Regions from separate parts of the Mus musculus genome. Here region 2 is linked to region 1. The links are chromatin loops, found by intact Hi-C in ENCODE. Cell type or tissue: heart. All regions are shown on one strand. Each heading gives the region's core, and the rest is flanking DNA. Links, peaks and the distances in the headings are about the cores only.

The links. A loop is a pair of places that touch in the nucleus more often than their neighbours do. Peaks named below come from ENCODE experiments on the same cell type or tissue, not always from the same donor. Only the 100,000 strongest peaks of a DNase experiment are listed, where the experiment ranks them.
Region 2: a loop joins it to region 1, with 8 times the contacts of the local background. A loop is called at or near these places in 21 of 42 quality-filtered maps.

The regions. Positions count from the first base shown.
Region 1 is chr2:140,425,894-140,428,726 of GRCm38, forward strand. All of the region lies in intron 2 of Macrod2 (mono-ADP ribosylhydrolase 2), which reads left to right. Among named protein-coding and RNA genes, the nearest start is that of Gm23846, 13 kb to the right of the region's middle. In heart, for the core only: a CTCF peak has its summit at 1,576 (motif pointing left); no DNase peak of the experiment used is centred there.
Region 2 is chr2:140,199,536-140,202,368 of GRCm38, forward strand. The region is part of intron 8 of Ndufaf5 (NADH:ubiquinone oxidoreductase complex assembly factor 5); the gene reads left to right. Among named protein-coding and RNA genes, the nearest start is that of Ndufaf5, 30 kb to the left of the region's middle. In heart, for the core only: a CTCF peak has its summit at 1,380 (motif pointing right); no DNase peak of the experiment used is centred there; H3K27ac peaks cover 352 bases.

The sequences.
Region 1 (2,833 bases), core at 188-2,687:
AGCTTTCAAGGGGTGATTCTTAGAGACTGCCAAGAGTAGATGTAGAAGATTGAAGAAATATTCCCTGAATAGGCAGTTAATATTGGGTAGAAGTGGATATGTGAATGCTGCAGAGGGTATTGCCTGCCAAGTGCATGTTGTTACAGTAACAGCTCATAGAAGACTGCATGCTGGAAGATAAGTCTGCAAAAAAAGCATGGGTGGTTTAGTTACAGGAAATCCTCTTGGCCTTGGGTATCTTATCTTAGAGATAACAAGGGATCTCCCAAAGTGGTTTTTGTTTTGTATTTTGCATTTGAAAGGGATCATTACTATTAAGATTAGGGGAAGAATTGGAAGGACTAAATTTAAGACTTAGCACCAGCCCAAATACAGAATCAGCCTCAGTTTTCTTAAGAGATTCAGAGGATGAGATGAACAAGGGATAGGGTAATGTTCTGACACTTGGAGGGAGGCTGGTTCTGTAGAAAAAGAACAAGAAGCATGTTTCTCTCACCCCAAGAAAGTCACACTTGAAAATTTGCATATCTGTGTCTTACCAGAAACTGGTCAAACTGAGGCAGTTGCTCTAGTACCATAAAGAAAAAAATAAGCTAGCATTAATGTCAGATAGACTGGGCATTACCTACTAGGAGTGATCATACAGTTTTGAGGAAGAGTTAAGTTTGGCCATACTATATTGAGGTATTCATAGAATAAAGATGTAGAGCTAGATAATGAGCAGGTATAAGAAGTTGTGTAGAGATTGAGATATGGAGAGCCCTCTGTGAAGTTGGGTGGGAATTTATTTATAGAAAAAAAATCTATATAAGACAAAAATAGAATACAGGGAACACTCAGCTTTGAGAATGGCTGTTGACAGGGACCATAACGAACTGAAGATGACAAAATAAATCAATCAGTGTCTTGGGTCAATAAATTGGTGTTTGACCAAAGAATATTTACCTTCCTTGGATGTCAACTAGACGATTATGAATAGTCCTTCAAATGTGGCTCTGGTATGTTTGTCAAAACTAGTTTCAAAGAAGCCAGAAAACTGAGCTGTGACAATTCAAGCACTGACATTCCATGCCAGAAGTCATTCTTGCCTTTCTCAGTCATTAGAGGTGTTTCTCAGTGCTCAGTGTTCTGACTGAACAATGTATAGGCACGTGTTTGAGAATAGTCTTTTGTAGGATACAATTTTGTTACTGATATATATATATATATATTTCAATATCATAAAAATACAAAGACAGGTGTGTTCATTTTCAAATATCAAATGTTCTGTATACCAAAGCTAGTTTAGGAAACAGTATTTTATATTAATGTACTTAGATTTTCAATCTAGTCTGTTTTGTGAAACTTCAAACAAGTATTAACCTATACATTTTAGTTTAAAAAGGAGAAACGTGGGATTGATTTTTCTTGCCTAATTATGAATCGTGTTATAAACATGCCCCAAATTGTTCAGCCACGGGAACATATTTTATTACCTAAAGAAATGAATGTAAACAGTGGAGGGTGTTGTACTTTTGTGGTACCTCCTCCTTAAGCATCTTTTAAAAAATAATCTTTGCAATGCTGCCCTCTAGTGATAGCTTTCCATCATGCATAATTTCTGAGAAATGGCCCCCATCTCCATATCTTACTAGTTCTCTGCCTTAGCCTGCGTTGAGTTTCTTCCTTCTCATCAGTTTTGCTCATTATGCCATGGCTTTTATTGTTGAATGATATTAGGAAGATATCATGAGCTCTGGAACAAAAACTAAAATTAATCATGAATTGTCACATTTTCTTGTATTAGCATGTACGTTCCTTAATTATCAACTTTATTAATTTTAAAAATTTTATACACTGAGTGTAGAATTTTTTATATTAGTCTCCGCCATAGGTGAATAAAGTCCTTTTATCAATGTCAATTTTATGTTTTAGATTTTTTTTCCCTTCAAATATTTAATTAGAGTTTAAATATGTATATATTTGTTTTATAGGCCCTATAACTTGTTTTGAATTGTTATTTTCTAACTCTCTAATTGAATAAATCAATCTGTTTCTTTCTAGTTTTTCTAATAATTTGGTTTTCCAGTCCCTCTATTTCTCTCTTCTCTTCCCCCCTCTCTCTCTGTGTAAGTTTACTTTTTGCTTCCTAGTATAACTGACTAAATGCCATTATATATATCTACACAGATACAGTTTATAATGGACCTGTAATTTCTGGAATTTCCTTGACTTAGTTAGGGAGCAGGGGCTATGGCTTGGTTGCTAAAGTGCTTGAGAACAAATGTGAAGACTTAAGTTGGGATTCTAAGCGCCTGTATCAAAGCTGGTCTTGATGACATGCATTTGCACCTGGAGCACTGGAACAAGGTAGAGCGCCAGTGCTGCCTGGCCAGTCAGTCCGGGCTGCATGAAGGACTGTCTCAATAAATAAGGTCAAGAGTTACAGGAGAACAGCATTCCACGTTGACTTCTGGCCTCTCTGTGTACATGCCCATACATAAAAAAAAAAAATAAATGCATATATGTACAACAAAATAAAAACTTTAAAATTATTTAGGTTATTTTAAAATTGTGAAGTACGTTGGTTTAAAATATTGATAAAAGAATAAAGCATGTGTGATTATTTTTCAAGAGTGAATTTTTCTTTTGGTACATTTTAAGCAGCATTTAAAATGTTTCTCAAGCATGGAGAAACAAGGTGCACTCTCTGTGGGGTATAAGGTGATATATATATATAACTCAGATATACATTGTTTATGACTACTTCAACCATTGTGTATTTAGGAGAAATATTAAAATTATATATAACTGTTGTTTGCTTATCATTTTCTCAGTTCTTAACATGTTTTAG
Region 2 (2,833 bases), core at 229-2,728, 230 kb before region 1:
GCATTTGAATTTACCTTAAAAACACTGTGAGAAAGCCAGGTAGTGGTGGTAACTCACCCCTTCATCACCAACACCCCTTAGGCAGAGGCAGGTGGATCTGTGTGAGTTTGGAGCCAGCCTGCTCTACAGAGCTCGTTCCAGCACAGCCAAGGCTACATAAAGAAACTCTGGAAAAACCAAACCAAGCCAAAGCACCACATCTCGTCTCAGCATTTGGCCAAGATCAAATGTAAAATCACTGCAAATCTTAAACAGTTACCAGCGAGTGTCTTTGTGTTTTCTCAAGCTCAGGTTGAGTCTGCCATTATAGAGGCCTTTCCTAGATGATTGTCAGTAAAGCTTCCCCACAGTGTACTACCAGATATTCCATTTTAAAGATGAAAAAACTGAGTAGTGAAGGTTGAATCATGCTTATCCTAGGTTATATAAGGTTGTGATCTGAGTCCAGGTTCTCTTTAGCACTCCACAAGGAAAGGGGGAGTTCTGTACAGCAGTGTGTGTTCCTGAGGGGAGAGTGGACTCCTGTGGCTGGAGAGTTACTCTTGATGCCCTCTATCAGCACTCTTGAGCTTTCTACAACCGAACTGGGTCAGGCCCAGAGGTGGCATATATCTAACAATCTTGTAGAATATGTGAGCAACGATTGTTTGGCAGGCTTTTTAAAATGTCTAGTGCATCGTGTGTTGTGTTTGTATTTACTACATGTGACATGGAGTAAGCCAGGGCAGTGGGAAGTTGAGCAGAAACTAAAGGTTTATACCATGGTTGGTAATAAGGAGACCGCTGCAGTGTGAGTCCCGCTTTGCTTTGATGCTGTGTGATTGGTGTTCACCGGAGAGAGAGTATTTTGAAGATGGATATCAAAAATACTTTTTAAGATTTGTTAGTTTTTATTTAATGTGTATGTCTCTGTGAGCATGTGCCACACATGTGAATACCCATAGAGGACAGTAGATCCTCTGAAACTGGAGTTACTAGAAGTTACCAGCCTCTGCTGTAGATGCTGCGAATTGAACTCATGTCCTCTGGAAGAGCAGTATGTGCTCCGGCCGCCAGTATTTTTTGTTTTGGTTGGTTGATGAGTTGGAGGGTTTTGTTTGTTTGTTTGTTTATTTGTTCCTGTACTTGAAACTGGATCTCACATAGCTGAGGATGACCCCGAGGATGACCCTGAAATCACAGCTCTCCGCCTCTCTTTCCTAAGTGCTGGGATTTTAAATGTGCATTACCACATTTGTTTTTATTAACTTAGCTTACTAGTTTGTAGCTATTAAAATCTCTATGAATTGGGACCATTAAGCTCACAAATACGGAACACTGGGTTTCTTGGTAGAATGAGTGTCATTAACTTATTGAAGCAGTGCCCTCAGAAGCCAGAAGAGGGCCAGATGCCTGGAGCTGAGTTACAGGCTTTTGGGTGCTACCTGGTATATTTTGGGAACCAAACTCACATCCTTAGCAAGAGCAGTGTGTGCACTTAACTGAGGCCTCTCTCCAGCCTCCTTGTTGATTGCCTTTAATAAAAACAATGCAATAAAAACTTAAATTGTATTTATTATTATAATTTTATTTAAAAATTTAAAAATAGATTATTATTTTTAAACTGTTAAAGAAATGATCATTTCTTGACTAGTGAAAGTAAGTAGTAGACACTTGCTCATGTAGTAAATTTTAATATTAAGAATTAAAACAATTTAACATTTCCTTTAGTTCTTTTGTAGAATGATCTTTTTTAAATTTAATTTTATTTGTAATTCATTTTTTACATTCCATATTCCATTCCCTGCCCCTCCCCTCCCACCCTCCAACTGCTTCACAGCTCACACCTCCTCCCCACCACACCCCATCTCCACATGGATGTCCCCACCTCCCATCCCATCTGACCTCTAAACTCCCTGGGGCCTCCAGACTCTTGAGGGTTAAGTGCATCATCTCTGAATGAACACAGACCCAGAAGTCCTCTACTGTATGTGAGTTGGGGGCCTCGTATCAGCTGGCGTATGCTGTCTGTTTGGTGCTCCAGTGTTTGGGAGATCTCGTGGGTCCAGATTAATTAAGACTGCTGGTCCTCCTATAGGATCGCCCTTCTCCTCAGTTTCTTTCAGCCTTCCCTAATTCAACAACAGGGGGGTCAGCTGCTTCTGTCCATTGGCTAGGTGCAAATATTGCATCTGACTCTTTCAGGTGCTAGTTGGGTTGTAGAATGATCTTAACATAGCCTTTTCAAATAATTTAAAATGGACATGTAAAGAAAGATAGGTAACATTAATTTGATATTACATTAGTTTGTTTTTATTTCTGTAGTACTGGGAATTGAACCCAGGCCTTTGTGTGTGTGTGTGTGTGTGTGTGTGTGTGTGTGTGAGTGTGTGTGTGTGTGTGTGTGTGTGTGTGTCGGGGTGCTGGTGTATGCTTCTGTGTGCATATGAGGTGTGCGCAGCCTCTGTATGTGTATAGGTGGTTGCCAGAGGCTGTTGTCAGTATCTTCTTCTCTTGCTTCCTCCTTTATCCTTTCTCACTGAGCTTGGAGTCACTAATTCGCTAGCCTAGCTGCCCTCAGGATTCCCTTGTGTCCCTTTCCAGCTTAAGGATTCCAGGCAGATGCCACCATACCTGGTTTTTTTATTTGTGTGCTGGAGTTCATGGTTATATAGCAAGTGCTTTATCCATTAATACATATCCTCAGCCTCTTGACCACATGTAATGCAAACACTGTACCACCTAGCTAGCTCTCTAGCTTACACTAGAAATTGTCAGTAAACAGCCTCTTACCGTCAACTTAAAGAAAAGGGTCTGAAGATTAATTTAAAAATACTTTTTAAAAATGCCTCTG